Linked DNA regions of Homo sapiens: region 1 is linked to region 2. Evidence: chromatin contacts called from ENCODE Hi-C or POLR2A ChIA-PET data. All regions are on one chromosome and are shown on one strand. Each heading gives the region's core, a stretch centred on a gene start or an enhancer-like site at or near the end of the contact. The rest is flanking DNA. Distances are from core to core; before and after follow the strand shown. Region 1 has its middle 10 kb from the start of LINC03069. Region 2 holds the start of TCF4 (transcription factor 4).

What was found. A loop is a pair of places that touch in the nucleus more often than their neighbours do. ChIA-PET counts read pairs that join two places held with the same protein, here RNA polymerase II (POLR2A). Pooled maps may share reads with other maps.
Region 1: a map of endothelial cell of umbilical vein shows a loop between it and region 2 (17-fold over the local background). The contact joins the enhancer-like site here to the promoter of TCF4 in region 2. A Hi-C loop is called at or near these places in 1 of 168 maps with a recorded cell type or tissue (endothelial cell of umbilical vein) and 5 of 50 pooled maps. POLR2A ChIA-PET finds 5 or more read pairs at or near these places in 2 of 52 experiments (BJ and MCF 10A).

Annotation. Positions count from the first base shown.
Region 1 is chr18:56,198,659-56,203,883 of GRCh38, forward strand. No RefSeq gene overlaps it. Among named protein-coding and RNA genes, the nearest start is that of LINC03069, 10 kb to the left of the region's middle. Within about 2 kb of position 2,098, at least 3 of the 41 ENCODE cell types and tissues checked have a DNase peak (open chromatin) inside an H3K27ac peak, as active enhancers do; they include endothelial cell of umbilical vein, where a contact is called at or near this core.
Region 2 is chr18:55,586,852-55,592,442 of GRCh38, forward strand. It overlaps TCF4 (transcription factor 4), which reads right to left and starts at 1,341. Exons shown (of 20, transcript NM_001083962.2): 1 at 1,187-1,341; 2 at 194-285. The coding sequence starts at 265. It overlaps LOC105372126 (a long non-coding RNA gene), which reads left to right and starts at 3,048. Exons shown (of 3, transcript XR_935479.3): 1 at 3,048-3,124. RefSeq lists an enhancer at 2,926-3,155.

The sequences.
Region 1 (5,225 bases), core at 848-3,347, 610 kb after region 2:
AGAAACATTTATTTTAAAGCACAGGTCTTCTTTCCTTTTTTTAAAAAAGTTCATATATTAGGTGTAACGTCTTTACCTAGATGAAATGCTGTGGAAACTTTGAATGAAAGACTGAACATTATTTCTGTGCATCTAACTTTCATGGATTGCCAGTTTAACATACAGCATAAAAGACAGTGAATTAATTTAACTTTAACCTGACCCATTTAATATTAATATCTATGCCCACACTCTCCCTTGTTTCATTGTCATCTTCTTTCCTACCGGTTGGCTTATTTTTCACTAACGTGCTAGCTAACATAGGACACCTTGAGAGTGTAAATTGCACTTTCAAAATAGATCTTGTCTCTGTTCATGTCCCTTGGAAATTTTTAAGTGGAGTAAGTGAAACAAATAGCTGAAAGGTAGGCCCTTAGGGATGTTTGCTGACTTCTTCCTTTCAGAGATGTAGAGTGGGCCCACATTGTGAATTTTTTCTCATCATTTGGACAAGTCCTTCACCATTAATTGTGTTCTTTCTGCTCCAGGTGCAAAGCATCTAGATTATTCCCAAATAAACACAAGTCATCTTCATGCCTTTAGACACTTAATATCTTTCTTTAAGATGTTCACTTCTTGTCTTCCTGGTCCCTCTTTTCCATTGTTGGCTTCCAGTTTTTGTTTGTTTGTTATGTTTTTTTTTTTTAAGTAGAGCAGAAATGTGGCTGTGAAGTATAAATAAAAAGGGAGATGAAAAGTACAAAATTAAGAAAAGACAATTCTCAGTCCTATACTTCATGATTGGTTTTGTAAGCAAAGCAGTTAGCCATCTAATCAGGGTGGGACCTATTCTGAATAAACATTCTCTCTCTTTGCAGGGCCTAAAATTTGATCACTACTGAATGATCCTTTGCAATCATCATTGCCCTTTCCTGATAGCCTCCTCAAAAATTTAAATGCTCCTGAAAAGGACTAAAATTACTAGCACTTTGACATGAATAACTTTTAATAAATTCTCTTCCTACTCACACAAGAGATGGATGTTCTTCAAGATTTCATTCGTGATCAGCAAAACTGTGTGGGCCTGGAAGCTGGGAGTTCTAAAATTAGAGGATGAGGAAACAAAGGAGAAACTTTATAATATTGTACTGGGCGAGCCCCACGCTCATTCTGACCATGTGCCCAGTAAACTCACGCCCACCTATGTCCCACCATCAGGGTGAAAAGAGAAGAGCCAATTCATGATGACAGCTGCAAGGGGGTCAGTGGTAACTCTCAATGCCCACTGCTTCTTTACCATTAATTCCAGGGATATCCCATGGAAGCTGGGAATCTATAGAGCAGCCAGACATTTGCCTCAGGTTCAACTTCCTTATCAGAACAGGAAAATAATCACAATGAGACGCCTAGTGAAAAAGTCACACCGTGACTGCCCTGGCCCTGCCTCAGCTTAAACAATAAAATATGAATTGCAGAACATGACCCAATAACAGGAAACAGGACCAGCGCAGAGGGTGCTTTGGTAAACAGCAGCAGTTTCTCCCACCAAGATCTTGATTAATGCCCTTCCCAAATCTAGAGAAAGGAATAAAGTTTCCATGTCAGAAGGGCTGACCACACACTCATGTAATGTCTATCTCTGACATCTCTTTCCAAGCCGTGCACTTGTGCCAGAATCATATACCCTGTCCTAGGACAGGTAATGAAATGTAATGACAGTCTTTCCTGGCTCCACTTCCAGCTGCTTCACAATGGCTGCTAATAAAGACATATGGCTATATGTTGTCCATCTGTGTTCCAAAAGCAAACATGCAATTGTGTTTTCCTCTTAGGTCTGCTCTCAGCCTAGAGGAATGTAGCCTGAGAAAGATGAGTCAATCTTGAGCTGACCTCTCACTGCTTCCTAGGCTACACTTCAATACTTCCGACAATGCTTCCAGATCTCTTGCTTCCACATAACATATTTATTTGTTTATTTATTTTTTTGAGACAGGGTTTTGCTCTGTTGTCCAGGCTGGAATGTAGTGGTGCCATCATAGCTCACTGCAGCCTGTTTATTTTCAAAGAACAACAGAACTGTAGTAGTCCTGTGAGCAATTCAACAGAATTAATCCTTGTTCACAGGAAGCACTTGGATTCCAGTGTGTATGATTTTACTCTGTGCTGTTTATTTTTCATTTAATCCAAGAGACCCCAGAGGGTTAGTCAAAGAACTGAAAGCAGGGTTTGAAAAGAACTTGAAGAAGTTTTGCTATGGAAGCTCATGCAAAAATTAGAGATTAGAGCACAATGTTATTATTTTGAGCATTTATGAGGGCTGGTGGTTGAACATATTCATTCTCTCAGGCTTTCATGGCCTAACAATTTGGCATTAATGTTTTTGGGAACTTTTAAACTAAGTAACAGTACTGATACCTAATACTACCAAAGCAAATAGCATAGATAGATGGGCTTTCTGTTCCTTCTTTTCAGAGGCAGTTGAGTCAAGTCAATTTCTACCAAGAATTTTGGACAGAGAAATGTAGAAGATACAGTTGACTCTCAGTAGGTGCCCCCTCTCCCCTACCATGGAGGCAGCTACATGAATAATATTTAAGGCGAAATAATCCAGTCACTTGTGACACCAGAAGGGGATCCTCAGTGCTTGGTGGGCTGTGACAAGGCCACTGTGCAGACAATGATGGAATATAGGACTAACTAAAGCTGAAGAGAGGGTGACTGCAATACACAAGTAGCAGCGATAGGCAAAGGATGCTGGTTGGAGCACACACAGTACAGACATAAAAACCATGTCTCCATATACAAATAGCATTGGTAGGTGTCCCATATATAGAAACAGGTGTTGCCAAAAAGCTGAAGAGGTAACTCTTTCAGCTTTTTCAAAGTGGAAAAAATATCTAGAGCTCTCCAGAGCCACCAAAGTCATAGACTTTGCTTTAGAAAAGCAATGCAAACACTCCCTCCCCAGGTAAAGGTGGTATGCTGTTCTCAATTTCCCTTGTAGTTATAAATTCACAAAAATGTCACAGTTGAAAGAGACCATAGATACCTCCAGGCCAGCTTCATGGAGGCATAAAACCAAGGTCCCAATGTCTGAAGCTTTCTCAAGGACGTTTGAGTGAGTCTCATTTGTTTTGATTACAAACCCTTAGAATCCTACATTTGGCTTACTAAGGGCCAGCCTCCTTTATTTAGGGAAAGTTTTATAATCTTTAAATATTTTCCTATTTTTGGCAGGGCTTTTTGTGTATTTATAATACCTATACACACTTGCAAGTGGATTGGTGTACACATACACATACACACACATAATCTGTAACATCAATACACACACAATCTGTAACATCAATACACTTGCATGTGCGTATAAGTATTATGAACACTGAATATATGTATAAGTATACATATACACATCTGTACACGTATAAGTTTATCAGCCTGTATCCTCTCAGAGAGAGTACATAAGAAGAGTTCATAAACTTCTTTAGTCGTATGTCACCTTTCCTGCTCATTTCATTCCTGTTTCTTCAAACCTACCTCTCTCTATAGCTACTGGAAAGGAAGAATAAAGTTCCTTATGATGAGACTGCAGTGCAATTTGAATTGAGTTTTCATTGCTAAATTACATCAGGCAAGGCAGAGGCATTGTCAGTGCCCATGGTACTGTCATTTAATCCCTCTGTGCCTCAGTTTCCTTGTCTTTAAACAGAGGATAATAATAGTACATAAACCATCTGATAAGTTTGTGAGGATCAGATGAGATAATACATGAAAAACACTTCGGATAGTGTCTGACACATACTCAACACTTAAAATATTGTACTATTATTAGCGTACAATGCCATAATTATACAAGTGATGAATTACCAATGAATCAGGTCAGAATTCAAAACAAATCAATAAATATGCATTACCTACTATGTGGAATCACTGTTGTAGAAAATACATGTTTATTAGTGGACCCTCAGTTCATAATCTGTTAAACATTTACTGGTTATCTGAGTGGACCACAAAAAAAATCAGGATTAGCTGATTATTCTGCTTTCAGTAGGCTGGAACTGGGATAATTTCAGCAGGAAAAATGCACTCATTCCAACTGGGACCTGTCCAGAACATGTGGCTAAACAAACCTATTAATAAATTGTGACTTCAGTAATTAAAGGTACACACACAGACATCATGCATACTAAAATGACATTTTGTTAATAGACTGTCCTGGCAGGTTGGGGTGTTCTTTTAAGCTTTTTAGCAGCAACAAGCTGCTTCCTAGTCAGGAATCTTAAAATAACTATGTCATTACATAAACATTCGACATCCACCTTATGCCAACCCATGTTCTATTTCTTTTGGAAGAGAATGAAATAAGATGAATCGACGTGACCCAGGAGTCTGTGTTACAGAATGCTAATGTTCTTTGAGATGGTGGACATTCTAAAAGTTGTGAAAAAGGACCAGTGTTACAGGTATGGCTGACCTCTGCAAGATTATTTTATTGCAAAGGTTCTTTGGTTTTATAAGCTGACATGCCAGAGTCAACATAAATAAGGTGCTAGGGGAATATTGCTACAGAGGTAAGAGCATTAACTTATGTATCTACTTCAGCATAGCCAACTGGGCCCTGGGGAGGGGACCCAGGGACTCCGCTCAACTAAATAAATAGCAAATATGGCCTAACAACTCAAAGAGCACCAGATTTATTGTCCTCAGAATTAAATTGTATTAGGAATAAACCAGAAATAGTGATAACCCCACTCAGACTGATACAAGATTTAGGCAACTTCAGCCTCTGAGCAAAGCTCCTGCATTATTGGAACTCAGGCAACAGTGAGACAGGTCAGACTGATGATTGGGTACAAGTCAAATAGATCCCATAGGGAGATATCAGACTTTTTGGTGAATAAGAGGAAGCCAAGCAAGTAGGGAGGCAGCATGGAGAGAGACAGGGAAAGAGGAAAATACCCAAGGATGGTTTAGGCTGCTTGCATGAAAGAAAAAACTTGGTGGTATATGGTGGTAACCAACTAGAGGCACTGAGGTAAAGCGGCAGAGACCAGCAACTGAATCTGATATCTAGGAAGGATTGAGTCACAGAAAGTAAGTTAAGAGACCAGAGACTAGAACTGGAACCAACAGACAGACAAACTAAATGCTGAGCCACTTGTGTGATCCCCTCATAAATTAGGGATTTATTCATAGAATAAACTTTATTTGTGGAAGTAAACTTGTTTAATATGTTTAATAGCTAG
Region 2 (5,591 bases), core at 91-2,590:
AAAGCCTGAATCTTCCATCACACCACAAAATTATAGTTAAAAACTTGTCAAAAAGACCTTCATATTTACCAAGGATTCAGCCAATTAAAAATTATTACTGTCCTTTAGATTCCTACTGGTTTCTAGCTGAAGTGTTTGGGTTTTTGTTTTGTTTTTTTCACAGCTGTTGTTAGTTTCCACCGTTCTTTCTTACCGCACTGAAATCCAGTAAATCACTCAGCTCTTTGTCCGTCCCTAAGGCAGCCATTCGCTGTTGGTGATGCATTTTAGCAAAATCACACAAACCTAGAAACATGGAAATAACCGCAATCAGAAAATCCAGTCCCAATCCTTGGAGAAAACACAATCGGATTTTTGGAGACTGGGGGGTTGGGGGTGGGGACGTGGGGGCGGGTGGGATTAAGGTGGAAAGGAGGAAGGGATGGGAGACTTGTTGTTGGGTTGGGTTTGGTTTTGTTTTTTTAAGATGGAATAGGCAGCAATAGCAAAAAAAAAAAAAAAAAAAAAAAAAAAAAAAAAAAAAGCGATATTGTATTTCCAAAGAGACGATCAAACTGGTAACATCCACTATAAAACCAAATCAGGGAAAGAAAAAAAAAAAGCCGCTCTTCAGCGCATCATTTTATGCAACAGGAGGTAGAGCGAGAAATGAATGGATCACAGAGAAAAGAGAAACTACTGAGAACGATCCGATCTCAACTTTCCCCCCACCCTGCACCCCACCCCCCTCGCACACTCACACTCGCACACGCACACACACTCGCACACACCACTCCCCTCCGCTTTTCAAAGTAGCTATCAAGAAATTAAAGATGAGCGTCTCTGGAGTGAAAACACGTCCAAAGGGGGAGGGGTGGGGTGACAGGGTTGGGGGGAGCGGAGTGGAGGGTCGGGTCCTCTAATTGTCCAGCACCCTAATTTGTGAAAGAAAGGGGTTATAAAAATTAAAGTCAGGCCCCTGGCAAAGTCCTCGGTCCCTCCGAGGGGGCATCAAGGGGAGGGGCGGGGGGGCTGGCGGCGAGGGGGAGGGAAGCGGCGGGAGGGGAAGGGGTGTCTCTTCTGGGAGCGCCGGGCGCCGGGAGCCCGCGGCGCGGGAGGCGCGGAGCCGCGTGCGGGGCCGCCGAGCCCGAACCCCGCGCCGCCGGGCGCCTCCGCCCCGCCGAGCCCCGCAGGCGCCGGTACCTACCGCCCGCGCGCGAGAAGGGGCTCTCCGTGCACCGCCGGCGCCGAGGCGGCGTTCATGTCTAACCGCCGCCGCCACCGCCGCCGCCTGCTCCTGCGCCCGCTCCCGCGCCTGCTGCCTCCCCGCCGCCGCCGCCGCCGCCGCCACTACAGATCCGCAGACACACAGCCAAGATCCCTGACTCTTAACACCAACTCTCTTCTCCGGGGAGGGGAGGGGACGGAGGGAAGGGGGGAGGGGGAAACACGCCGAGGCGCACGGAATTGCAAGTTCAGCAAAGAAATGGGTGGGGGGGCTCCGGCGGGGAGACGCGACTTGCTCCGGGTCGGGCAGGCTAGGATGCATCCCCCTCGCACCCACCCCGAGGGGAAAAAAAAAAAATCTCAACACCTCCCCCGCCTCGCCAAAAAATACAAACGAAAATTCATCGAGCACCTCATTTTTCCTCAGATCGTCAGTTACAATCTGAAGCCTGAACAGTTCAGTTTTTGCCCGTTGCATCCCTCGGAGGCACTTTGAAATTTATTCGAGTTTACATCCCCTCACTTCTTTCTTTCTCTTACTCTCGTTCCCTCTCACTCACACATCCACACACGGCAAAGCAAGTTTATACTAGGCTGCAAATACACGTGATGCAAAAAGACTTTGCCAAGAGGAACAATATTTTTCTTTTTCGTCTATAAATCAAGCCACATTTTCCTGGGGAGATTTTCGTTTCGGTAGTTTTGCGTTGGGGGCGAAATCTGAATTGCATACTTTCTTTCCCCTCCCTTTTAAGTCACAGAATAGTATAACTGCAAACTTCGAAAAAAAAAAAGGGCAATTTTTGGGGGTGGATGTTGTTTTGTTTTTGCACTTGAGTTCCTAGGCACGCTAAGTCCCTGTTCGCCAGCACTGTAAGTTTTTAATTCAACATTTACCATTATAGGCCCTGCATGCTCTTAAAACATACTTTTTCACATCACTTTTTAGGATAAAATTTAAGCTTCATAATTCTATCGTTTCGTAATAACAAGCGTGCTTTATCCGGTATATGCAACATAAGCTATTTTAACGTGTGTTTGAAAAAAAAAACACACATTCTACAAATCCTGGTATTGCTAGATGTGCGAGTACATACACAAAATGCATGCACACACTTTTTCCCATTGGCAATTATTTAATAGGTTGTCCCTTTTGTTTTAATAAAACATCGGGATCGACATTTTAAAAATTAAATTCAATTACAAACAGTTTACTCTGACGGCAAATTGAAACGTTACCTTAAATGGCCACAAATATTCTCACAATATTCCAAGGAAAGAGACTTTAAAAAGAGAGACAAAAATCTTCTGCAAGTACTTAGTATCTCACATGTGTATCCCCAAAAAGTATTTTAACTGGTACTCAGTCCTGCTCCAGGGATATCCACAGATTACAAGATTATGCACCTGGCTCTGGTTTTTGCATTTTCCACCATAAAACTGCAACAAAATTCCCTCCCCCAAAAAAGAAATCATTAAAAAAAAATCCAACAACTTTTTCTTATTGTTTATAAAAAAAAAAATGAACACAGGATAGTTATAATTTTTCCTCAAACAATTCTTGTTGGTGATTTTTTTTCTTCTCTCATAAAGTCTTAAACTTGTTCCAAGTTTAGAGGTGTCTCATCATCATCATCCTCCTCCTCATCATCATCACCATGGACTCCCCCGTGGAGTCACATTGATAATAATAGGTTTCCCTGAAAGATACATTGTAATCCATTCACATCCGGGAACTGCGGGCTTATAAAGAGAAGGAGCTGCGGCCGCGGCTGCTCCTCCAGACAATGACTGGGAAGGGGCGGGGCGGGAGCAGGCGACCATAGAGTGGTAAACAGAGCGCCTAGAGAGGCGGCCAAGATGGCGGTGCTGGTCGACCACGCCTCCTCCGGGAGCGGAGGCGGGTGGCTGTTCTCGGGTAGGCGTCGCGCGTGGGGCGGCACTGTGGGAGTTCCCGAGGCCGAGGTCGTTCGCAGGCCCCATTTCCCTGCGCTCTTATTCGTGTTGCCGCTTCTTGGCCGTCCTTGCTCTTTGACACAAAAGTGTAGTTTCGGCACAAATTTACAAATTAAACTCCACAGACTTCCGCAGGGAAGTGAGATACCCCCAGGTCTCCCTGAGGAAGGCTCGGGAAAGACTGGGCCGGCCTCACTCACAGTAAGCCTGACCCTGGGTTCTCCCACTGTGTGGAGCCAGATTTCTCAGCGAGCCTTGGGCGGCATGGGAAAAGGCCTCTGGGCCAAGTTGGTCCTAGGCTGGAAGAGGGATGTGGGTCCTCTCCTCCAACTCCCCCACCCTATCTTCTTATAGAGCGCTGGAAGTGTGTGAACTTTCCAAGTCCAAAAAGTCTTCACTTGGCGAAGACCTTCATCTATTGCTTTGTAGACTCAAATGTAGTTTGTGCCATAAGCCACGACTGACTCAACCCATTTCTGGCCAAGCAGTTACCTTCTGTAGCCTGTTTTCTGGTCTGTGTAAAGCAAATAACGCCCACTTTACGAATTTTATAGTGGATACAGATAAAGATGAAGCCACCACGAAAGAAATAATTCCTTTTCATCTCTTAATTCCTTGCTAAATCAACTGATACCGCTAACCTAGCCAATGGAATTTTAAATGGAAATTTCCCTACTCCAAAACAATAGCTTTTAGTCTTTGCAACAGAAAAGCAAGTAATAATAATGACAGATAACACATGTGTTTACTATATGCTAAACAGTGTTCCTATAACTTCACAAATACTGGCTACTTTAAGCCTAAGAATAACCCTATGGAGTATGTATTACTACTGTAATTTGTATATTGGGCAACAGAAGCAAGTAAAATTGAGTAGCTTGACCCAAGGAAGAAGTTTTGTAAGTGGTACAAACTTAACTAAGTCACACAACTATATTGAGTGACAGAGCCCACCTTTGAAACCAGACAGTCTGTGATAACAGTCCACATTCAACCATATTCCTATATACCATCTGGCAGTGGGAACATCCTAATCTCCATTTGCTGATAAAAGTTTGTGGCAGTAACAGAGTTCAGATCAATTTCGGCGATCTTTTACTTACATGTAAGTTTTTACAGAACAAGAATTAAGGCATTTATTGGTTGTTTCCTGTACATTCACACATGGTGAAGATTCCTGTCTTCCATCCCCATTCGGTGTTCTCATCTCAAAATAATATCTTACATTTAGACATTACTTTTTGCTGCATTATCACAAGCATCATCCCCAATTCTCAGAGTTAACCCCTACAGGTTCTGCTTAGATGATGTAATGAAAAGATCACAAACGTTGGGTTAGGAGAAATTCCACTGGCTCTACCTCTAGTCATTCTTTGAACTAAGGCCCAATGTCAATGTCTTTTGCTGTAAAATCCAGAGGTTAGATTAGATAATCCAATAAAACCCCTTCTAGCTTTTAGGTTTTTAAGACTCCTCATTCCGCTGAATTTCTTTTTTTGTTTGTTTGTTTTGTTTTGTTTTGAGATGGAGTTTCACTCTTGTTGCCCAGGCTGGAGTGCAATGGCACGATCTTGGCTCACTGCAACCTCCACCTCCCAGGTTCAAGCGATTCTCCTGCCTCAGCCTCCCAAGTAGCTGGGATTACAGGCATGCGTCACCCCACTCGGCTAATTTTGTATTTTTAGTAGAGATGGGATTTCTCCATGTTCATCAGGGTGGTCTCAAACCCCTGACCTCAGGTGGTCTGCCCACCTCGGCCTCCCAAAGTACTGGAATTACAGGTGTGAGCCACTGCACCCAGCCCCCTTCTGCTGAATTTCAAGGGCAATAAATAATCTATCCAGAAACCAATGATAGGATGAAGTTTGGGATCTAAAGGTATCCAATTGCTAGTCTCGTTGCTTCTTCGTTTTTTGACCCTACAATCAGAAAACCAGGGAACAACCCTTCGTATTTTAAATTTCAGGGACAAATGTGGGTGTTTTGTCTTCTTTTTGTTTTTGTTTTTCCTTAATTATCAGAGAATAAATACTTATTCTGTCACAGAATTGTCACAGAATGTTATACTTAGAAGATTGGAGGCACCTAAGAAAAGGAGAACCAAGAGGGTCCTGTGAAACTTAAATAAAAAAGGAGGGGTAGTAGGCATGTTTTGGGATGCCTCTTCAATTTGCAGACTCCCTTGCCTAGGAACCTGTTCATAAATCCTCATATAGAAGTATGTCTTAGTCAATTCAGGCTGGCCAAAATACCACAGACTGGGTGACTTCAACAGCAGACATTTGTTTTTCACACCCCTGGAGGCTACAAAGTCTGACATCAGGGTGCCGTCATGGTCAAGTTCTGGAGAGGGCTCTCTTCCTGGCTTGCAAATGATTACCTTCTCACTGAATTCTCACATAGTGGAGAAAGAGAGAGCTTTGGTCTTT